Regions from separate parts of the Mus musculus genome. Here regions 1 and 3 are each linked to region 2. The links are chromatin loops, found by intact Hi-C in ENCODE. Cell type or tissue: left cerebral cortex. All regions are shown on one strand.

Region 1 (8,000 bases), 130 kb before region 2:
CTCTCCACCCTCCTCCTCCCCCTCCTCTCCCTTCCCCTCCTCTCCACCCTCCTTCTCCTCCTCTTCCTTACCCTCCTCTTCCTCACCCTCCTCCTCTTCCTCACCCTCCTCTCCACCCTCCTCCTTCTCCTCCTCTTCCTTACCCTCCTCCTCCCCCTCCTCCCCTCCCCCCCATATGTGTCAGCAAACATGTAAAGCCTGTATTTAAGGGACAGGTTTACTTCACTTAATGCCATGATCCATCCATATTCCTGAATAGTGTGTAATTTCTCAATCTCCTGTAGCCAAGTAAAACCCCACTGCACGGCTCTGCCACACACTCTCTATCCACTGATGGGCACTGTGAATGATGCCTCTGTAATCATGAGCCCAGAAGTGTCTTCACAGTAAACTGGTCCTTTTGGAACTGTACAGTCGGATCGTACAAACTGTATTGTTAGCGTTTTGAGGAACCGCCATACTGTTCTTCACAGTGGCTGCCTGAACTACGGTATATTCTCCCGAGAAATGAAGCCCTTTGCCCGGCATCCTTGCCAACAACTGCTGTCTTTTGTTCTTCCATGTTTCTGTGGCGTGCCTGCAAGTCTCAGTCTGTGCATGTGCACATGTGCACACATGTTTTCTTGATATCATGCTGAGTTTCTCTACACTAAAATCATGTTTAGCACCATAGGGGATTTTTCTGCATTTATTTGACAAGGTATAAATACGTCCACTATTACCTCAGACAGTTATGTGGAAATCTATGTATTCAATGAGCATTTATTCAGTATCTTCTACCTTTCTGGCACCATGCCCAGGTGCAGAGTTCCCCACAGGTTTTCAAGAGATATGCAAAAATTACAAATGGTACAGGTGGTGTGTCACTAGTAAATTCTGGGCTCCGTGCGACACGAGGTCATTTCTGTTGCAAGAGGAGGGTTGGAGCAGCAGGGGTGTCAGGGCAACAGGCATGCTGCCCCGTGTCCCGAGTGAAAGCTGAACTTTGGAGGTCTAGCATGCACCCTGCTCTTTGCCTGCCCAGTCTAGTGCAATCAGCCTTTTGTATGGGATCCTTTGCAGGCTCCTGGAAGGGATTAGGACCAATAGGTGACCAATTCCTAATGTCCGTCCATGTGAGAGTTCTGTGTCCATTCCATGTGAGAGTTCTGTGTCGATAGCAGTGTAGCAGTCCAGAAAGAAGCCACTTCCTCTTGGGCAGAAATCTGACCAGAAAACCCCAAGTACAAGTTTCCTTCAAGAAGAGATAGACACCCAAGAAGCAGCCACATCGGTAGAAAAAGGTAATACAAGAAAAGAGAACAGTCCATGGCCAGGGACTTACCCATTGTCTAGGAAACCCAGCAAGGATTGTCTAGCATGAACACTGACTTGTGACTTCATGTGGAATGGCAGGGGGACAGAATTCCTTGGAGCATGTCTGCCCTCCCCTTCCACACCAGTGTGACAAGATCAGTTGTCCCAGTACCTAAGTTCAGCATTACCATAGCTTTTAATGACTGTACCTGTTCACAGGCCTTGCCCAGAAGATTTATATTCGTAGTTACCTAAGTTATTATATATATCAACATAGAAATAAGGTCCATCTCATATACAAACCTCCAGCTAAGGACCAATGGCAGCTTCTTCTGTATCATGAAGATCTCACTGTTCAATGCAGATAAAGGGAAACTAAACTAATCATGAATTATTGCAATTGCTGAATTATGCAGTGTTCAGGAAGCAAACGTTTTTGTTTGATATTCCTTGTTTTGTTTGATTTATTACTATTATTATTATTATTATTTCTCATTTGAGTCTCTGCAGCAGGCTTTGGGAAACCATACATCTGCTTGCTCTAACCTTTGAGAGTGCTAGGGATTTACATGTCTTGCATTTTAGGAGAAACTGCACAGCCTGGAGAGTAACATCGAAACCCAAGTCCACAATAGATAGCTGAAATACATGATTGTGCTGCCCAGCACTGGATTCACCAACTCTCTAGATCTTGCTGGAGCAGGGTGAGCCTTATCTCTGAGATCAGAAAGGACAATCAAAAGGGCCATCCTATGTCCCACCCAGCAGAATCACATGGATGCAGTGTGGCCCTAACAGACACAGTTGCAGCTTAGAACAGAGCCAGACCAAATATGCAAATGAGTAAATAGAAATATGAAGGGCAAAGAAACCACACTGCTTTGATCAACTACATCAGTGATCTTTGAAGCTCAGAGTCCTCATCTTAACCATGGCCATGACCACACCAACCTTTCTGGTCATGATGACATACCCCTGGCACTATGTCTCTTGCAAAGGATCGCCTACAGTGCTGCCCCAAAGAGAAGAGAAACGCCACACAAAATGGCTGGCAGAGCACTCCGATCCTGTCCTGTTGGTGTGAAATGTCAGCACGCTGCAAAGTGGCTGTGGTATTTATCCATGTTCAAGCAGTAGCTTTGTGTGTTGACTGTCTCAGCCAGCCCCCAGGAGGGACACAAAGGTCACTGAAGGATGTTCCTGCAGGCAGAACTTTCCCCAAAAGCATCTCCATCAAGACAAAGGGAACATATCTCAAGACAGCCGTTTAGAGCATTCCCCCGTTCACTGTAATGCTGTCAGCACTAGCCAAGGCTCAGAAACCCTTCAGACTCCACCAGTGGATGAAGTCATAGGACAACCATGGCATAGGCAATGCCATCATTTGGCATTGTGCATTTGTAGATTTACTCCTCAGCCGTCTGGGTGCTGTCTGGGGATTGTGAAACCTTCGAAACGGTGGCCTGCCTGAAAGAAGGGCGTGTCTAGGGGTAGGTCTTGAAGTTGATCCCACTTATGGCTCTGGTCTGTGCTCTCTACACTTCTTGACCCACCAATGTGACAACAAAGTGTACCATACGCTCCCATCACCAAGTCCGTAGGAACTTCAGGTGTCATGGCTCCACACCACTGTGAGCCAAAAGGACCTCTCCTTCCTGAACGGTCCTGTCTCAGAGAGGAGAAAACTAAGATAGATGGCTAAGTAAATAGAGATAGATAGCTAGGTGACAGATGACAGATGGACAGATGTGATCGATAGACTCAGCTTTACAAAAGGAGTCACCCATTTGGACACTTGACACAACACAGATGACCCTGTAACACTTTATGCTAAGTAAAGAAGAACAGACTGGAACAAAGCATGCTGCACAGCACGGTATGCATGTAGAATCTTTAAAAATCAAATCTATTAAAGCAGAGAGGACAGCGGTGGCGAAGACGAAGAATGGCGTTTGCTGAAAGGGGCAAACTCGCAATGATGTCCAACAGATGATTCTAGAAAACTACAGTTGCTCACACTAATAGTGAAAAACTGTTAATATAATCATTCCAGGTGCTTTGCATGTGTGTGTACAGACAATGGAAAGTCAAATGCTTAGTATATTAACTTGATTGTCTATTATAATTTTCTATGTACGAACAAAGCAGTTTTCATTTATACCACAGTTATATATGGTAAAAATCAAGTCAAAAGAAAACCATCACATTTGGATTTTAGAAGACTGTGTGTGTGTGTGTGTGTGTGACACACACACACACACACACACACACACACACGCACACACACACTTCGGGAGTCTGTAGGTGTGACTAGTTGTTAGGGGTGGATTCAGAGATGATCCCTTTGTGTTCAGTCTGCCTCTGCCACGTTCCAGCTGTGCGGTCTTGGGTGAATTCATCAACACCTCTGAACGTTCAACCTACCCATTATGAAACTGGCCTAATTGGGTTATTTTGAGTACAAGTGAATAACTCGTGTGTGTGTGTGTGTGTGTGCGCGCGTGCGTGCGTGCAGCTCCAACAGTGAGACAGACACACCCGTGTGTGTGATGTGCATGGGTCCAACAGTTCCTTATATAGTAAGCAATAAGTCAGAGCTGGCTATTAGCATAACGGAAAGGTCAGTTAACGCTTATGTTTCATATGTATTATTAAGACGAAAAATAGAGACACCCTAGAACCTTGCACAGAAAAGTGAATAATTTAGAGTTAAAACAAATATTACAGGCCATGGGAAGGTGCAGTCACTTAATTATTCAGGGACCGACTTTTCTCTAGGAAAAAGCAGTCCAAAACAGGCTCTGGAAAAACTGTCACCTTGGCTGAGGACACGCGGGGTGGCTCTGGGCTGGGTGAGGATCAAAGCGCAGCTAGCTCCAGGGCTCTAAGCTCACAGAGAACAGCAGGGAAGGCAAGGGCATGTTCCATTGTCGTTAATTAATTTCTCAAGGGCTGCAGCAATCAGGGGGCTCATTAGTGTGCTTAAGCCTGCCTGTCATTTAGAGAATGCGCTGTAAGTGTGTTCGCAGCGCACTGAGGGATCCGAAAACTCCTTCAGTGCTTTAGTGGGGAGAGAGAACCCACGGCCTGTCTCTGAGGAAGAGGAAAAACCCACACGGGCTTCTTTAATCACAACAAAGAATGACTAATCCAGCCGCAGCGCAGGCTCCCTGTGGCGTCTTAAAATATTATCATTTGAACCTGGTCGTTCTCTCCTCCTGTATAATATTTAAAGACGCCACGCTTTATACATATTTATATGGCTCCCATCAGGGAGCCTAATTCTGAAGGGCAAATTGGAGGGCCTTCCAGAAGGGGGTCTACCCTGAGGCCCTAAGACATGCGCAGAAGACAACGAGAGGACCGAGAGGACCGTTTAAATCCCTCCCTGGAGGCCCAGTGCTGTGGCCAGACTGGGAGCCGAGAACCAGCTTTGGGGTCACATGTGTCTTTCATTCTAGGGTCGACCTGGCTGGAGATTCTGGCTCTGAACTCATTCCTTCACTGCAGTCAGCAGGTTTCAGACTCTAAGATGTTCAGTTGCCAGAGCCATGAGGCAGCTGCCAAGGCGAGCTGCGTATAGGGAGACGGATGCGAGCTGCGTATAGGGAGACGAATGTTGTGGGCACCGAAGTCGGTGAGACGGCAGTATCTAAGCCCTCTGCTACTGAAGCCCCAGACCCCAGACAGAGCTTATTTGGTGGAGTGTGCCCTGTGTGGTTTTGGTCTTGCTTTGGTCCAGTATTTCCTCACTGTGTCCCCGTTCCTCCTTTCTGTAATGGTAATGCAATTATGTGGCATTGTATGTGGAAGAATGCAAACCGTTTTTGTTTTTGTTTTTTTGTTTTTTTAAGATTGCCTTGGCTCTGGGAGGAGACTTTGGGCTTTGGACTTTTCAATCGTGTTAAGACTGAGAAAAATGAAGGTGACTTTCCCATTGTGCATATCAAATGGCCATGTTGGATCTGAATGAGAGACGCCCCCCCTAGGCTTATGCATTTGTGTACTCGATCTTCGGTTGGTGGCTCTGTTTGGAGAGATTATGGAACTCTGCGGATGTGGATCCGGTATTGCGCTTTCTGCAAGTGCTTGAAGAGGCGATCTCTCTGCTTTTTGCTCTGGCCACCTCCGCTGCCCCCGACCCCGTCATTATGAACTCATTTGGAACTGTACACCAAAATAAACTCTTCCTTCAGTAAGTAACTTTTGGTCATGGCAACAAAAGTAACTAATACACCTAGTACTAAGGAAGCCCCGGGTTTTACCCCATTATCTTAAAAAAATAAATAAACGAATGTGATGACGCACACCTTCCGGCATTCTGGCCATGCAGGCAAGAGAATCGGAAGCTCAGGGCTACATAGCTACGGCATAGCTAGTTTGAGGTCAGCCTAGGATGTCAAGTAACCTGTGTCAGCCTGTGCGGTTCTAGTTGAGCACATGTTTATTGAGCACACACCATGCACTAAGCTCTGTCGTGGTTGCTGAGGACACTAACGGGGAAGAGGCATCTTCATCTAGCCCAGACTGTTAGTCCCAATAGCAATCAGGAGTCTGATAAATGGGAGCTCCAAAAGAAGGCTGAGAAACCAGGCGAGGATCCCTGCGATGGGGGAATAAAACTTTCGTTGGTTTCTAGAACATAGGTAGGCTCCTCTGTCCTGAGGGTGGGTGGGTAGGCATTCCAGATATGGGCACAGAGGGATGTGGGGTGTGCCTCTGAGTTGAGACAGTGCCTGGCACTGCCTTGAGAGCCGGACCTGTATTCTGTAGGACTTGAACCATAGTACTTTTGGAGCAAATGGGTCACAGCAGGGGGTATCTTATCCATTTTGCTATTTCCTTTCCCCAGAGTCACGTCCTCAGAACTTCAAGAATTTACCTCTGAGACCATTGTCTCTGGAGCAGTATTCCAACAAAGAGATTCCCTGCTACATGAGAAAAAAATCGTTATTACTCAAATTTGAAAATTTACTGTTTGGCCTTGTGATATTTGGGCAAAAATGTATGGGGTGAAACTTATAGATTAGTTTTCGATCTGGAGATTGAGCTTAATTGAAATGTTTTGTAGCTTATGGGGTGCTCCTACCAGCAAGGGTTCATTCCCACTCTCTGGCCACAGCCCCTTGTAGTCAGCCATCACATTCATGGGCCTTATGCTGGTGGGATGCTCCTTACTATACTGAAATCTGGATCAGGTTCCCAAGTAGTAAGACATGTGTTATGCTATGAAAAAAAGGATTAATTCTAGGCCTGGGCAAAACTAAGTCATGGCTGATTGATATTTGAAAGAGTGGTGTTTATGGCAGAGCCTAATGCTAATTAGAGCTGTTCCTCACTGCTTAGAAGGTTTGCTACACTTCAGTGACTTTTCTGAAGATCATGTGAAATAAGGAGGTGCTTAAAGACGCTCTGCCTGCAGCTGATGTTTGTCACGTTCGTCCCTGCCACGAGGATGTTCTGCCGAGGAGTTGAACGCTTTATGCTCCTAGAGGTAGATAAAAACGACCTACAAGTTTAGTGTTTTTGTTCTTTAATGTTGACTGGTTTAACTGTGTTTCGTGCCAGCAGCGTTGCTCCTTACTCTATTGCGTTTACGTCTTGGCGCCAGGCTACTTACTTTTCCTGTTTGTGATGACAAACTATCAGACAGACAAAGTGTGAAGGAAGAGAAGTTTATTTTGGCTCTGGGAGTAAGGAGATCACTCCACCCCAGCAGGGATGGCTCGAAGGCATGCGGCTCCCTCCTCCATGGTAGCAGGAACACCCACCTGGGATGGCCCAGCTTTTCACAGGTCTGCAGAACAGGACACAAGACAGGAGCCAGGACTGGGTTGTAACTCTCAGGGTCATCCTGACCTAGACATCCACTTCCTCCAGCTTGGCTCTAGCTCCAGAATATTCCACAACCTTGCCGCCCTAGCTGGAGACCAGGTGTTCAAACACATGGACCTGTTGGGGCATTTTGTATCCAGATCATATCAGCCCCCCACTAATTAAGTTATAAAGATGTGAATTTCTAACAAGGGTTTGTAAAACACAGCACATTCCTGGCATGTAACCTAAATAACAAACGTATTATCTGGATTGACTGAATGCTAGAGGGCTCCTCTTTAAGGATATTAATGTGTTGAGCAGCACACCATAAACAATAGATGGCTGACAGTCCTTGCATCTCAGGTGGGTCACCAGTCCTGGAGACAATGTCCACCAGCTCGGCAAACCTTGTGACCTCTGACCCCCAGGCTCAGGGCCTAGATGCAGCATCTGTTTTTCTCTAGGGTATTTTGGTAGCAAACTCCTAACAGCTTTCTGGGGGAGTCAGGAGAAGCCCGAGAGAAGAGACCCTTCTTAGGTCGCATCTCCAGCGAGTTGGCAGACAAGGGTAGTTCCAGGTTCCTTCTGAAATAATGAACCACATGGTCTCGGGAGGAGAGTCAACCACCCCCAGGGCCTTCCAGTGGGACAGACAGCTGCCAGCTGGACTGCTTGTTTCCAAGAAGCAATAATGATGAGCATGCAAGCTGAGCTGAGCAAACCCAGGCCCTCTCACTGGACGAGCACGTGTTTCTTCGTGGAAAATGAAGCTGGTCCACCTCCAACGGCATTGCTTCATTCCAAAGAATAAGCTTTGTTTCTCTCAAGACTTGGCATTCTTCTGCCCTTCTTGATAGAAGAATGATGTAAAGTCGCTGGAGCCTACC
Region 2 (8,000 bases):
TTGTAGTCACTGACTGTGGAAAAGTGTGGTTCGGCGGAGACATAGCAATGGCTGATGAGAGGCATTTGTGCTGAATTGCCCAGAGCCTCTTTGAGACTTGGGCATACATCAGGCTCAATCCAGCTCACGAGCAGACTTGAGTGACATCTCAGCCACGGGAGCAATGTGATTCGACACATACTTCTTTAAGAACTAAAAGCATGTCGGAGATCTCCTAGAGCAGGGTAGCCCAAGGGCAGATGCCAGTCAGAGGTGACATCAGGAGTCCAAGTGAGGCAGAGTCCTTGCCAGAATAAAAGAGACTCTGGAGAAAGTGTATCCGCATGAAGGCTAGGAAGGGTGTGTGATGGTTAATCTTGATTGTTGACTTAAGCTGACCCAGAACTCCCTAGGATCCTGCTGTGCCCCTGGCAAGTGCCTGAGCCTAAGAGCCTCCCATGCCCCTGCAGGTATCAGAGGAATTTCTAGTTAAACTTAGGTGGAAAGATCCACTCTATATGTAGGTGGCAACACTTCCTGGGCTTACTAAAGTCCCAGGCCTTTTAAAAAAATAAATAAATAAAAAGGAGACAGTGAGCTGAGCACCAGCATCTCTCTCTGTCTGCTTCCTGACTGGGGATGCCATGTGACCAACTACCTCATGGTCTCACCACTGTGACTTGCCCAGCATGGTGGAACGTACCCTCAAACTGCAAGCCAAAGCGAACCCTTCCTTTAGTTTCTTTTGTTAGCTATTTTGTCACAACCACAAGAAAAGTCACTATTGGTGACATTTTAGACACAGTGTATCTGAGGTACAAGGCGGGAACTGGGACACTGGGTTGTTCAGCTGAAGGTAAGCACTCTGAGCTTAAGTGCTGATCCAAGGTGAACACAGTGTATCACTACACTCCACAGCCAGTCATCCTGGCTCTGAGAACTTGTCAATCTGCGTCCAACTCCACTAAAACAAACCGTATGCCCTTAATAAACATGTCCCTGGAGCCAGGGGTGTAAGCAGAGGATGTATATGAAAAACTGCTGGGGTAATAGTGACTTAATAAACCAAAGACAGCATGGTTTTCAGAAATACATGAAAGGGGTTACTGTAGAGTTTTCTATCTGTTCTGACATTAGGGGTTGGGGTCTCTATGTCCATTAATTGAGCATGGCCTTGTGTACATCCAAGGCCTTGATAAGTGTCTAGGACATCGTCCTGGGGGAAGAGGGACGTGCTGTCATGTAACAGATAGAAAGTGAACCTCCCATCGCCCTATCCAAGAAAAGGGCTCTCCTTCCAAATTCCTCTGTTCCTGTAACTGATGCCAACCTCCACCCAAAAGAAACATCTGTACCAAAATAATTGAGAACATTCAAATCTATGCTGGTGTGGCCAGTCCATCTCCCTACTCTGTGGTCCTCCAAAGCCCGTGTGCTTCATGATACGAGCCTCCCTCCCTCTTCCTTTCTGATGTCATTCCTTTCTAGGGAAGTCTTTGACATGATCGTCTCTTTATCCAATCCTCACTAAATCTCATAAAGATAGGTTTAAAGACATTTCTCTTGCGTATGGCCATAAAACTGAAAACAGAAGCACAGAAAGTTCCAGTAAGTCCTTCCATGTTGCCTCACAGTTGCCTCTTGTCAATATTAATATCCATGCTTAGCTCTTCCCACCGCAAATTTCCCTGTAGAATCTGGTCTCTTCCTCTCATGTATTCTTCCTTTCCCTCTGCATCAAAGTCAACATTCAAGAGCTAAATCAAAGTCTTCTTGGGGATAGGATGCTCTGTCAGCTGCAGCCCCTGCTCTTTATCAGCAAGAACTCTGAGAATGTGGTAGGGCTGTCCTTTAAATGCCCTGGAATGCATTTCTATACCTCAGTTGCAGAGCAAAGCTTACATCTTACACTTGTCTTAACACTAGAAAGAGACGGGCAGGATGCGGGTAGGAGAACATGTCCCAACAGTGATCACTCTCTAGCCCTCACAAAGTCACTCTGCAGAGCGAGGCTAATGTTGCTCTCTTTGGAGTCTTGCAGGAAGCATCCAGTTGAGCAGATCTCTTAAGCAGTAAGTATGCGGACTGCTTAACAGTTAGACGGGAAGTTCCTGGCATGTTTCCTACTGTCACCAGCTTAAGACAGTAATCAGGCTAAAGTTGGCTTCTCTGAATGCCAGTGACATTTTAACAGCATCTTGGAGCTCGTCAGTTCTTTTGTAACCTGGTCAATCTCTTTCTTTCATTTCAAGGCCTCTAACACTGTGTGCTTCCTGTTTCAGAACTTCAGGTAGCTTGTTGGTCAGTACCTATCAGATCTATGCCTTAGCTTCCTGTGTGAACATGCTCAATATAGACACAATGCCCGTCTCAACATTAACATATTTATAACCATTATACCTCTCCCTCCTGTGTACATATAAGACCTGCTCTAGCCCGCCAGATTACAGCAAAGACCTGATAAAGCATACTGGGTCATCTTTCTACCACAAGAATAGACTAAAACCAAAGTTGTTTTAGTGGCCACATTCCAACACATGGGCATAAAAAAAGCAACCAATGGCGGGAGCTAAAATGTCTTCAGTTGGGTAGCACATTGGCTAGCTCTTAGGCACAGCAAGACCCCATGTCTAGCTGATTTTCTTGTCAGTATGAACAAACACTTGGCAAGGAAGGAGGATTTATCTTCCTTACAGTTTTTTGGGGGGTGGGGGGGTTAGATATACAATTTGTCGTGTCAGGAAGGTGGGGCAGTGGGAGTGTACATAGCCAGTTGCTTGCATCTCAGCAGGACGAGAATCAGACTCTCTCCCAGGTCTCTTCCTCCCCCCCTTTTATTCATTCTGGACTCTGAACCCTTTCATGATGCCACTCACATTCAGGATGAGTCCCCCCCCCCCTCCTCTGTTAGAACTTTCTGGAAATGCCCAAATGCTTATGCCTGGAGGTGTGTCTCCGAGGTGACGCTCAGTCCAGGTGGGTTGACCGTGCAGATTAGCCATCACACCTTGGAAGGCAGGGCAACTGGCTCTCACCAGCAAACTCGCTGAACACTTGACACATTGCAGGCACCAGGGTGGGTACCAAAAACATGAAGAGGAATGAGCCACAGTCTCTGCCTTCTGGGAACTCAGTCGCCCCAGCGCTATGTGCACAGAGACTGCTAATAAACAGTCAATGGGTAGTTCCAATCAATAGTCCTGGTGGTCGTATGAAATCACAGAAGGAACCAAAACCTTTACGTCACAAATGATGCTTGTGAGCGAGCTGAAAGACCTCTCGTCCTAATGCAGATACAGCCTGCAATCGCTATGTCAGAATGACTTAAAGTATGGTTTGAGGCAGGTAATAAGAATCTTTTATAACAGTAAAATGTTTTAGCTGGCTCATTATGAGTAAGCGAAGTGTCTGGGCAAGACCAGAAGCTTTGGAAATGTCACAATTTTGCCCCTGGCCTTAGCAAAGTGCGATGATTTATCAGTGGCTTGTTCTTCGTATTTGTAAAATGGAGATAATACAAAACTATTATTCATGCATCATAGTAAAAAAAAAAAAAGTCCCCTGAAGACAGGAAATGTAAAAGCCACATTAGAGGCGTGCTTAATAATTCAGAATGCAGTGTGAAAGACGATCCGCTGTCTTTAGCTCCCTGTACCTAGGCGTTTTCAAGGAGCACAGTGCCAAAGTCCATTAGTGCTGGAAATGGGCATCGATGTGACGGTTGGGTCCCTGAGGCTGAACCGCTGAAATCAGATGTGTAACAGGAAGGCAGGAAGCTAAAGTCTGCTGCTTTGACTCCAGTCGGTCGCACCAAGTAAGAATTTTCCCGACACCTTCCCTTTAGAGTCTTCTGTTGGCTTGTGTGTTGGAAATGGTGAATGGCGTCCACACTCAAGGTTGCTGCGATTCTAAAAGTGCTAATAACGTTGGCCTCGATGCTCAGCTGTTCTTGATATCAAAGCATGATAACAGAGGCTGGGCAGGCCTGGTGTGACGCTGTGACTTACTGTCTGGGTGACCACAGAAATGCCTTGGTATATCAAGGTTCTCTCTCCGTAAAGGATGGTGCCATCTCACGGGAAAGAGAAGATGGGGTATGGTAGCTCTGACCTCAAAGTGACTCCAAAGGCACATGCGTTAAAGGATTGGTCTCCAAACTGTAGCACCACTGGGCGACCTTAGGAGACAGCGCCTAGTGGGAGACTTCTAGGGATATGCTTTGAAAGGGCTGTTGGAAAACCAACCCTTCCTGCTTCCCTCTTTCCTTATGGCTACTGTGTAGCAAACAGGCCTCCTTTGTCATGTCCTTCCATGATGCACTGCCTGGTCACCAGCCCTAAGGCGATGGGGCCAAGTGACCCTGCACTGGAGCCATGAGCTAAAATAATCCTTTCGTCCTTAAGAGCTGGTTTGCCGGGCATTTTATCCCAGTGACAGAAGACTAATGAGAGGAGGAATAGCCAGGGAGATAAAGAACTTGGACACCAGGCCTAACAAAAAGCAAAGAATAGCAGCCATTCAGTAAACTTCAAACGGTATTAACTTCGAACCTTTCAGAATAATGACTAGGGACAGAACTGCACAGAGCGTGTGACAAAGGACATAGGACCGCTTGTCCGGCTGTCTTGGGACCAGTGGATTGATGAAAGCCTGGTTAGACCCAGTATTTATTTATTCCACACGGTGCAACAGTGCCCTCTAGTGACAGATAGGTGAAGCTGCTCCCGGAGCAGGAGGCAAGCAAGAGGAAGAAAACTGCAAATGCTCTTGGACTTGGTAAAGACAGTGAGCTCTCCATGTTGGAGTTATCATATCAAAGAGCAATCTTTACCCGTGAGTCACCTTCAAAGACGTGACACGAGGCAGGGAAAATCAATAGGATTGTCAGGATTTGCCGCTATGCTGGAGGCTGCCTCCTTGCTCACTGGGAAAAAAAAAATCAGGACTCTTTTTGGACACATTAAATGTAACAGACGGGCAGGGATCGCTGGTATTCCACACTGGGGTTTGATTGGATAGGGACAGCGGGGAGGGTCCGAGCCATGTGTATCACTCATTCTATGAAAAGCTTGCAAACCACATATTTCAGTTAATGTCAAGGTCAGAACTTAGCTTGGAGGAAATCCCTTCTGTTCCTGCCTCCTTCCTCCTTACTGGGTGTCTGAGGAGTGTGACAGGATTGTGTGTGACATGAGAGAGACCCTGGAAGGTCCCACACAGCACTACTCCAGTCAGTAATGGTGACTGCTATTCTTTTTCTGTTGTTCCAAGGACCCAGGGACAAGGAAAGGAATGCCATGAGGCGCAATGACCCTTTTCATTGTTTGGCTTGGAGCACAGCCTCACTCACTTCTTGTGATGTTCTACCGATCAATTATATCATTGTTTTGAGACAAAGTCTCCTTCTCTTCCTAGGCTAGCCCAGAATATAGCATTTCGCCCAGGCTGGCCTTGAACTCACAGCACTTCTTCCTCAGAGCTCTCAGGATTGACTATAGCTTGACTATAAGCTTGGTCCTGGACTTAGGATGGTACTGAAAGGAAATATAGTTAGAAACTCAGCTGAGACGCAGACCTGAGACTGTCAAAACCACCTTCAAGGATGTGTGCGTATGTTAAGACAGATGAAGTGCTCACTCCAGGCAGGGCCATCACTCTTCTCTGTCGCTCTCAGCCAATGTGGATGTAGACCCTAATGCTTCACACTAGAGCGACTCTATCATAATTCCCTTACTCTTTTGTTTTTAGCTTGCTGACAGTGATCCCACAGGTAAACACTGTTCCCTGCTAATCAGCTGATTGAATGTGTCAGATCCTCAGCCTGGCTCAGACTACTATGAGAGGTGTTCTTATTCCAATATCCTAAAGTGAGTTCACTATCCCGAAAAGGAGACGGCAGAGAAATAGAAAAAGAAGCATCAAGACAGACATCCAGGGTGTTCGCTGGAGAAGAGTGGCAGAGATACGTGCTCGAGACTCAGGCAAAGGGCCCCACGTGCCCTCGATGCAGAAAGAATTGGTGCTACACACCTTCTCGTGGTACGGTCCTAAGACAATCCAGCCGCAGAAGGTGTACCCCAGGTAGATCATGCCAGCGCAAGCACAGAACCGGAGAACTTTGGGCAGTGAGGCTTGCATGGTTAAAATGAGCACCTGGAAGACAAAGGCGCGGACAGCTCGTCTCGGAGGATGAGAACCAGCTGGCAGAACTCAGAGGAGGAGCCCGTGTCAACCACAATGGCACTTCTGAGAGCTTACGTTGTACGTCTGAAAGTAACCCAGATATCTGATGACTCCAACCCAGACAAAGAGCGTCGACGTCCCGAGCAAGATGCTGCACACGTCATAGTTTGTGAGCTTCTGAGGAGGGAAAAGAAAACAGCTGAGCCGACACCCCAGTCCCCTTGGCTTGCTTACCTCACTTTAACAGATGAGAAGAACTGACTGTCCCCTACCTATGTCTATCACCCCAGTACTTGGGAGGCTGAGACTACAGAATCAACATGCATTTCCAAGGCCAGCCTGGACCACATAGTAATTTCTAGGCCAGCCTGGACTTCAGAGTGAGACCTTGTTTCAAAACAAAAATGAAGAAAAGGAAGAAGGAGAAAGAGAATGAGTGGGGAGAAGGATGAAGAAGAAGAGGCAGAAGAAGAAAAAGAAAAAGAAGAAAAAGAGGAGGAGGAGGAGAAGAGGAAGAGGGGAGAGGAGAAGAAAGAGGGAGAAGGAGGGGGAGGGAAGGGGAGGGGAAGGAAGAAGAGGGAAGCTTCAAATTTTTGGGTTTTATTTTAGTATTTTTTAGAACTTATTATTCTGAAATAGGACTTGCATTTGCCACTGGCCTAGGCATGAAAGGGCCTGGTGTTTGGCAAAGAACAAGCAATATAATCCATTGACTTTCGGAAGCAAACTCCAGTGTGACTTACAGACACGAGTTCCTGCTCTCAAGGGATTCTAGGCTTCACTGAAGAGACAAGCAGCCATTTAATACAATATGCTAAATTCAATGAGAGATATGCTGCTGACACTTGTCCCAGAGGCCTTCGCATGGGGATGACCTGGAGCGCAGCGGGACACACAGCGCAGGCTGGAGAGAAGTCTACGGCATAGGGACAGAGTCTGAACACACCCCGAGGCTGAGGCCTGGTGTGTGGAATGGCAGTATTAGAGCCAGGATGGAACCAGAGATAAATGATGGGGACCCTAGAGGCCATGATGAAGCGGAGGTCACTTCATCCTAAGTAGATCCTGGAAGGCAGAAAGGATGGTAACAGCAAGATGGGTAGTTTCAGGAAGACTGCCCAGCCACTGTACGGCTGGGTCTGCGGGATAGAAGGTCAGAATCACAAAGCTGCTGAGGGAGGCCAGGCCAGAGAGGGAGTCAGCCCGAGGGAAGCCAAAGGAAGCTGGAATAGAGACAGGGAGACCCTGTAGCTATGGTGAGGGCAGTTTTGTGAGAGTGATGTAGAACAGAGAAGAGAACAGTTGAGAGACTCAGCCTAGTCGTGAGAACAAACCAACCAACATATGCAACTGGTCAGACCATATAGGCACTTGAGAGCTGGGGATCTCTTGGCCATTGGGGCTCACAGCATCTGCGATGCCTCACACCTGCCACTGGCCCTTCAGGTGTTTAGGAGAAATGTCTGCTCTGTGTACCAGCCGCCTCCTTTGCAACTTACATAAGTAAATAGATACATCGAAAAATAAATGAATATAAAGCCCATTCCCTCAGTCTCCCCAAACTTAATTCCTGTTCAAATGATGCTACCTGCATTCCTGGAGGAAGGCCATAGGGTGTCACCTTCCACAGCGCACTCTTCCTGGAGAAGAACGTGAAGCAATGGGTGACAGAAAAGAGAAAACACAAGAAGCAGGCTAGTCCCCAGAAAGATTCCCCAGAAAGACTCCATGTCTTACAGGATGACCTGAGGTCATCCGGGACAATATAAGGTTCTAGATGTCACTGACCTTGGCTTTGATTTCCATCTTCAATATGGATCCAATTATTGTCATGAGGT
Region 3 (8,000 bases), 310 kb before region 2:
TGTTCAACAAGCCCTGACAGCTTGGTTTGGGGAAAATAGAATTTGTTTAGTCTTGTGTAGCCCAGGCTGGCCTCAAACTTGCTATGCAGCAACTGCCTTAAACACTGAACATCTAAGCCTCCTGCCTCTTAGATGGTAATCTGAGTGCTGGGATCCAAATCAGGACTTTCATAGGCAAAAACTCTTAACAACTGAGTCACATCCCCCATTATCTTGTTATTAATATGTAGTATTAATAGTTCAACAAAAAGATCTTAACATTATAGGGAAATGGTCTTGAAAGCAAACTGGAAAAATGCCCATGAACCTAAGGTAACCAGCACAGAACTAAGAATTCAATGTTCTTTAAATTTATACCCATCCATATACTACCTTGCAATTAAGAGTGACATACACCTACCATTTTATATATATTCTGGTTAGGAAATACAGGATATAATAAACAATACTGAAGTCCTATTTGGGTTGTACTATATACACGTATCAACACTGCCAAATCACATTTGTGGCAAATACAGTGTTTCTTGAAGATAGGCTGCTCAGAAAGGTTGTTAGACTGGGCCTGAGTTTGATCTCCAGAACCCACATTTGAGTGGAAGGAGTGATCAAACTCTACAAGGTTGCAGCTCTCTTAACTCCCCGTGTGTACCATGGCATGCATGCTCACATACACACACCTTTTAAATTAACCAGAGCAGAAGTGCCTGGCTCTGTAACTTAAACAGTTGAGTTCAAAGCTGGTCCAGCTACTTGGCAAAACCCTATCTCAAACTAGCTGATTGAACACAAATACCGACACAACAAAGTGGATGGGTAAGCAGACACTGAAAAACTAAAAATGCACTCAAGCCATTTAATTCCTGTGTTTACTCTTAATCTCAGTTATCTCTAAGATTACAACAAATGCCTAAAACCCAGGCCCTAGATGATAGCTATATTGTGACCTAGGGATCAGTCACCCTGGATAAGTTAAACTCAGCTTCAATCTACCTGTGTTTGGCTTATACAACAATTCAGTATAATACGTCTCATGTGACTCATGGACTGAATATTAGAGGTTCCTGCAGTTCTTAAACGCTTGTACAAATAACCCACACCCTGCTTTGCCTCTTAAAAGTGGCTACTGTATGGAAGGTAAAGTATGAGTTTTCAGTGTTACAGCATTTGGTTTTGTTCAAGATCAGCAGTTAGCATGAAGTGCCTGTTAATTCCTTTCCCACACATTTCTCCAAGTACCACGATGTATGGACTGTATCTCTAGGCACAGAATCCTAGGGAAGGAACGGTGAGAAACCTAAGGCTGTTTGACTAACAGTGCTCCAGGCCGCTGGGGTGCACTCCTTTAATCCCAGCAGGCAGAGGCAGGCAGACCTCAGCTTGAGGCCAGTCTGCTCTACAGAGAGTTCCAGGAGAGCCAGGGTTATATGGAGAAACCCTGTCTCAAGAAAACAAAACCCAGCATTCTAAACAGCAACCTTGAGACTTAAGATGGAATGGCTGCTAGTACCCAAGCCACAGAGCAGCCACTATCTACCATCCAGGAGGTTGACACTGCAAAACTATTAGTCAGGCTTCCAAATGTCCTGACCTACCTGAGAGTTTGGTAAAAAAAAGCACTTGTAATTACCACCTAAACGAATACAATAGTAAGTTTATGCTAGCTTTAAAATGTCACACACAAAAAGCACCTAGCATAGGTGTGGTACATGGATGATATCAAATGGCACCTAACCTAATTTAGGAACCTAGATTAGACATGTAACATTCCCAAGTGAGATGAGCCTTGCCATGGAAACTTCAAAAACCTGTTTGTCTGTGGTGGCTCGAGTCATCCCAGTGAGAAGCCTTCAGAAGAATTAGGACGCAAGGCAAGAGAAGCTAGGAGGTAGCCACAGAGCAGGTAGGGTTTTCAAAGAAAAGGAAGTCCTCCTCTGGGAGCTAGCTCACTGCTTTGGGCCACCAGGGTTAAGTACCGCCACTGTAATTACTACACGTACCTGTCTTTATTTCCTCCCCCAACCCACTATTTTTTTCCTTCCTGGCCTACTTTATGACAGTTATTATATATGAATGATGATGATCAATAGATCACTTCAAATTTCAGAGCTCTAATCTGGCCAAGACTAAGTCACTTGGATGAAAAGTGAGAATATGATTAGAGTCCAAACCAAGACTGATTGGGCGTCTCCCTACCCTCCTCCTATGGTTACCACAAGGAAGTTGAGCAGTCTCTGACATTTCTACTTGAGAAGAAAGCTAAATAGAAGCCTTCTCCAAAAGCACGTTAGAAATAAGGACTAGCCTGCTGAATATAAAATCAAATCACCTTGGAAACTGGCAGGGTCTAGCAAGGCGACTTATATTCTTGTTTCTTTTTATAATCACCGGGAAGTGTTTCACATGTAACCCGACCTATTACGTCAGAAAGAGGCCAAATCCGTTTAGGAGTTGAAAAAAATAAACCAAACGGTCCTTAGAGCCAAAGCGTCTGAATGCCTAGCTGTCTACCAACAAGGACAGCCTTTCCCTAAAAGTCAACAGCCCAAGACCCGACCCCCCAACCAGACCGCAAGCTCCCAGGCCAGCGGCCAGCGGTTTCTCGGGTAAACAGACACCCCAGCAAGGTCAGCCGAGCACGCCGCGGCGTCTGCTGCAAACACCTCTTTGTTCGAGGCTGGACCCCCACAAAGGTGGAGTCCGGAGACTCCCGGGACGATCCGCAAACAAAAGTTGCTCATCAGGCCGCCATCCGGAGCTACCCAGGCGGACTCGTGTGTGTTCAAAGGACGAGGGCTGGGAGTGAGCCTGGGTGAGACGTGCGAGACGGAAGTCGCTGGCGAGACCCGCCGGGGCCGCCGAGAGTCGGCGGGCGGCGGAAGGGCGGGCCCCCTCCTCGCCCTCGGCCCACAGCCCGGCCAGAGGAGCCGCGTGTCGGCTCGCGCTTCCCCCCAACCCCGGGGCCCACCGCCCGCCCACGCCCGCTCACCTTCACGCGGTTGAGCCCGGCCTCCAGCCGGAGCTGCTGGACCACCTTCTTCATGGCGGCGACGCTAGAAGAACCCGACATGGCGCTCGGGACAGCCGGGCCGACTCGTCAGTCCGGGCAGGGGGCGGCAGGTCGCGGGACGGCGGGGGCGGGGCTCCGAACTTCGTCGAAGTTTCCGGGGCTGTGCGCGCCGCGCATGCGCGCCGACGCCCCCTCCCCCTCCCCCCGGGACGGCCGCGGGCTCCCCCCGCGCGCGCGAGAGAGAGAGAAGGGGCGGAGCGGCCGGTGGGCGCGGTGGCGACGGGGGCGGTGCGGCCCGACGCCCGGCCGGCGCCTTCCGCCTCTGGAGGGGCTGGGTAGGGCGAGGTAAGAGGACGCCCCGGGGCGGACTCGGGAGCGCGGGGAGGGAGGTCCGCGACCGACGGCGGGGTGAGGGACGTGGCCGCGCTGCCTCGGGGCGTCCGTGACACGTCCCAAGTCCCGCCAGCTCAGCCCTGTGTGAGGCGCCCTCGGGTGAACCGGCGGCGCCGGCCGCAGCTCGCCCAGCCCGGGGCCCAGGGCGCCGTAACGGACCCGGGCCGCGGGACCCTGGACGGTCGGAGGCTGGCCTGTCGCCGAGAGGTGCGAGCCGCCCCGCACAGCTTCCTGTTAGCCCTGTCTTTCTGGAATCTGTCCCCCGTGCTTTTTTAAAAAATAAAGCGTTCGCGTTCGGGGATCGTTTGCTCTTTTGATGTCCCTGTAATTGCTGACTTCGTGCTTGTAACTGATGAACCCCAGAGGGGTTTTCAGAAGGACTCAAAAGTTTAGTAAGATTTAAATTAGTCCTGTTGAGACCTAACATCTCTAAACAGGAGGTTCGTCGTGAGTGCTGTTTCTTTGGGATACTGAGAAAAATGACATGGTTTGCTCTGGGCCAACACATCGCGTTACTGAGCAGTTAATATCAGTTTGGGGTTTTACCCAGTCCTTAACAGTGACCATCTAAGAAACTTGGGTTTGAATTTAGCCCTGGTGTGCTTGGGCAAGCCGTTTAAACTGCCGAAGTTAAAACGCTCCCTGGATTTCTTGGAAAAAAAAAATGAAACGAAATGAAATTATATGTGTAAAGAATACGAAAACTGAGGCTGGAAGATGGCAGTTAGAGGACTGGGGAACTGAGCCCTCGTGCAGAGGACCTAAGGTCACACTTCCCACCACCCACACTGGGCAACTCAAAAGCACCAAGTCCTGGGCTACTGTCACCCTCACTGGAGTCTGGGAACGTTTGCATTCACACACGTACATTAATTAATACATAATTTAAAAAGTGAACGAACAAACCATATTGTTTGAGACAGGGTCTCACTTTGTAGTTCTGGCTGGCCTGAAACTCCATGTAGACCAGGCTGGCCTCGAAACCCACAGCCTTCCAAGCATTGTGATTAAAGGCTTGTGCCTCCAAAATAAATTAATTAATGCAAAATGTAACACAAATATTTTACTTTGTGCCTTGTTACCTGTAATGTATGCTAAAATGCAGATTTCTAAGATTAACGTGTAACTTAAAGTTCTACTTTATATTAGTTACAATAATACTTAAGAACTATGGAATGTGCTGGAAGACATTTCAAAGAAGATTTTACATGGTACAGAACCCATTATTAAGGAAATGTTGAGGAATAAACAAATTTGTCTTAGTCTCAGAAAGTTTATTGTTTTCTTTTCCCCAAACTATTGAGCTAGGAAACCAGAGTGTATTGCTGTCTCACACACCAGATGCTATCATAGTTTTATGGTATGTCAAATAAGCAATACATATTGGGATAGAAAGGAAGGAAAATAAGATTGCCTTTAAATTCATTTACATTCGAAGATATGAGTATTACATACAGTTCATGAACTATCAATATCTCCTAGTAAAAGCTTTTTTAACCTTCCACGATGTTCTAAAATATTTCAAAGGCTTTACCATGTGTTTACATATTAGATGATTAAAGATAGACTTTGTTATCAAAATGGGCCCTGGACTTGGTTCTAAAAAATTCCTACAACATAGGTTTCCCAATTTTTTTTCCTGTTACATACATGCAATACATTTCTTTCTATGGCTTTGCTAATATGTTGTTGGTATAATAATTAGTTTTCATTATTGAATATGGAACTTATAGGGAAATTTTGGTAAAGAAATGTTTGCAAAAGTGTTTAAGATAGCCAATGAAGATTTGTATTTTTAGTCAACATTTATGCATATTTTCACCCATTTTTCAGGAAATGGGGCATTAAGTATTTTTACTCTAAAATGTTACATTTCTGTCCTCCTATCTTACCACATTAGCATTCACCTTATGCTATGAGTTCTGTCTTAAACTCCGAAGGCCAAAATGCTAAAGCTTGATTGCCTGCCTGTGGACTATTGGAAGGTTGAGCCTTTATGGAGTAAGGCCTAGTGGAAGGAAGGCAAACATGCCATTGATAGGGGTATCAGGACATTTGCCTCTTCCTCAGTCTTTTCATTTCATATCAAAAGTTTCTGTCATGTGTCCCTGCCACAATGTACTATACTGCTACAGGCTCAAATCAACAGGTCAAGGCATCATTATAAATAGACTTCATTCATCAATTAGTACTATAAGACTTAAATATACCCTAATGGTATGTAGGTTCAGAGATGTCCCTGGGCACTTCGTTTATTTAACTAACACAAGTTACCTTTTAGGAGGGTTAGTACTTTATTGGGTCACCCGTGTACTAGACAGGACAAAACTCTCAGAACAGAAATAGAACCTGAATTTATCCTAATCAGAGAGATCTGTGTCTTTCTATCATCTGCCATAAGGTTGACTGTATTCTGATTTCTCTTAGTTGAAAGGTATTATCACTACCCGAATGAATCCAAGAACTGGAAAGAATCTTACGCTCAAGTCATTTTCTCATTATGACTGAGGCATAGACCACAGTGAATGGCCTTATATAGTTTGCAGGACTAGAACCCTGCTTTGCTAATGCTCAGTCCCTGTGATTGCTTTCTATGGAGTTCTGATAGATGTAAATATAGCCTCAGTCAACTCCCAATTTTAGTGGTCACATGGGATTTCTAGTACACTAAGTATCTCTTTGTATTTGCTAGCCTCAAACAATAACTAAAAATTTCTCAAATCCTTATTTACTTTGAGGAATACTAGAAATTTTTAAAATTTGATTTTAGCTCTGGAGCTGAGTGTCAAAGTTATTTTTATTTTTTCAGTCACTTGATTTTTAACATTTGGTTCTGGGGGCTCAAACCTAAGGGCTTTGCATGTACTATGCAAGTGATCCCCAACTGCACTGTACCCCCAGACTAAACAACTCACTTTTAGACACATTGGTAATTGTTGATTAAAATTAGTATACAAGATAAGATTGATCATCCGTTCTTGACAGGAAGGTTGTAAGGTAAAATATTGTAGTACGTAGAGGAGTCTATATTAGAACTGTATAGTCCTCTTCGCTTTGCTCGTCAGATTGCTTTATGTTCTAATTGGTATTACTTTGTCCATTTGTCTGGAAATCCAAGTGTTATGTTAGGATTTAGTATGTGAAATGTTTTGGTTAGGATTAACTTGAAATTCTAATCATGCCCAATTTTAATTTAAACTTGTTATTAATTAAATAACAGATTCATTCAAGTTAGTAAAGCATTGAGTGAGGTTATTATTGTAAAGATAATGTAGACAAGTCATGAAAATTGATTCTATGTGAAACTTCAAAACTTCAGAGGCAGGCAGATTTCTGAGTTCCAGGCCAGCCTCGTCTACAAAGTGAGTTCCAGGACAGCCAGGGCTACACAGAGAAACCCTGTCTCAACCCCCCCCCCAAAAAAAAAACCCAAACAAACAAACAAACAAACAAAACTAGAACTATGTCACAGATAAACCAAACAGGAAGAAAATCAAAGGTTGAGAATTTTAGCAGCAAAAATCCTGGCCTTTGTTGCTTATAACTAGTTTTATCTAGCTTTCCTGTTACCATGCATTTGCTTAGTCAATCTGTTTTTAAAATCTATATAACCTCAAAAAAGTACAGCTTTCTCATGGTATGAGCATGTCTAGTGGCTATGATGACTGCTTCATAACGTCTTTCCCTATATTGTTTCCTTAGCAGCTACCAAATTATATTTGAAAACTTTGGGAGGGTTCCCGCCACCAAATCTTATTCCTAACGGACTTAGCTTCCTAACAGGCCCTTTTATTTGTTTTTAGCTATCTAAAACTTCAGTCTCAACCAGGCGATGGTGGTGATACACATATTTAGTCCCAGCACTCAGGAGGCAGAAGCAGTTAGATCTTTGCATTTGAACCCAGCCTGGTCTACAAAGTGAGCTCCAGGACAGCCAAGCTACACAGAGAACCCTGCCTTGAGGAAGGAAAAAAAAAACAAAAAACAAAACAAACAAACAAACAAAAAAAACCACACAGACAGACAGACACAGACACAAATAATTTGGTCTCTATTACTTGTCCAGCTAGAAATGTCTAAACATGACTAAAATAAATATTGCTAAATATTGCTACTTTGCTATTACTTGAGAAAAAGCACACTAGAGTGTAGTTTACCAAAAAACAATAGTGAAGTAGATCTTTATTGATAGTTCTTGAGTTCTCTTAATTACAAGTTTGTTCTGAATTAATATATTTAATATATCTGCATAAAGTTTTCAGTTTCTTAATTCAAATACTATTTAGCTAATTCATACTTATATAAGTGGTACTTTAAATGTTATTTACTGACTCTATTAGTTGTTAATATGACCCAGTCAGTGCCCCAATAATCGAAGCCGAGTCCTATAGATGTATTTAAGCAGCTTAGCACAGTCACTGGGAATTACCCCTAATCTATTTTTCTATACGCTAGACCGTCTGCTCCCCAAGTACTTGCTGCTTGAGTCTCGCTTGGCTTAGTTCTGCTCCACTGGTCTGTTCTCAGGGGACATTTCACTTGGGCATGTGCGCCTGATTCATCACATCTAATGGAGACCTCTATTCTCTCCGTCCTTTCT

The links. Hi-C counts contacts between places; a loop is a spot of excess contacts. Peaks named below come from ENCODE experiments on the same cell type or tissue, not always from the same donor. Only the 100,000 strongest peaks of a DNase experiment are listed, where the experiment ranks them.
Region 1: a loop joins it to region 2, with 4 times the contacts of the local background. A loop is called at or near these places in 20 of 42 quality-filtered maps.
Region 3: a loop joins it to region 2, with 2.8 times the contacts of the local background. A loop is called at or near these places in 7 of 42 quality-filtered maps.

Annotation. Positions count from the first base shown.
Region 1 is chr3:146,315,476-146,323,475 of GRCm38, reverse strand. No RefSeq gene overlaps it. Among named protein-coding and RNA genes, the nearest start is that of Gm40167, 27 kb to the left of the region's middle. In left cerebral cortex, no CTCF peak of the experiment used is centred here; DNase peaks (open chromatin) are centred at 4,414 and 4,850; H3K4me3 peaks cover 242 bases.
Region 2 is chr3:146,181,806-146,189,805 of GRCm38, reverse strand. Mcoln2 (mucolipin 2) reads right to left here. Exons shown (of 14, transcript NM_026656.5): 9 at 7,951-8,000; 10 at 6,238-6,339; 11 at 6,010-6,132. Among named protein-coding and RNA genes, the nearest start is that of Lpar3, 35 kb to the left of the region's middle. In left cerebral cortex, a CTCF peak has its summit at 4,679 (motif pointing left); a DNase peak (open chromatin) is centred at 4,674.
Region 3 is chr3:146,495,007-146,503,006 of GRCm38, reverse strand. It overlaps Spata1 (spermatogenesis associated 1), which reads left to right and starts at 3,214. Exons shown (of 15, transcript NM_001316756.2): 1 at 3,214-3,352. Gng5 (guanine nucleotide binding protein (G protein), gamma 5) reads right to left here and starts at 3,171. Exons shown (of 3, transcript NM_010318.2): 1 at 2,987-3,171. The coding sequence starts at 3,067. In left cerebral cortex, no CTCF peak of the experiment used is centred here; DNase peaks (open chromatin) are centred at 2,387, 2,721 and 3,270; H3K4me3 peaks cover 2,102 bases; H3K27ac peaks cover 1,746 bases.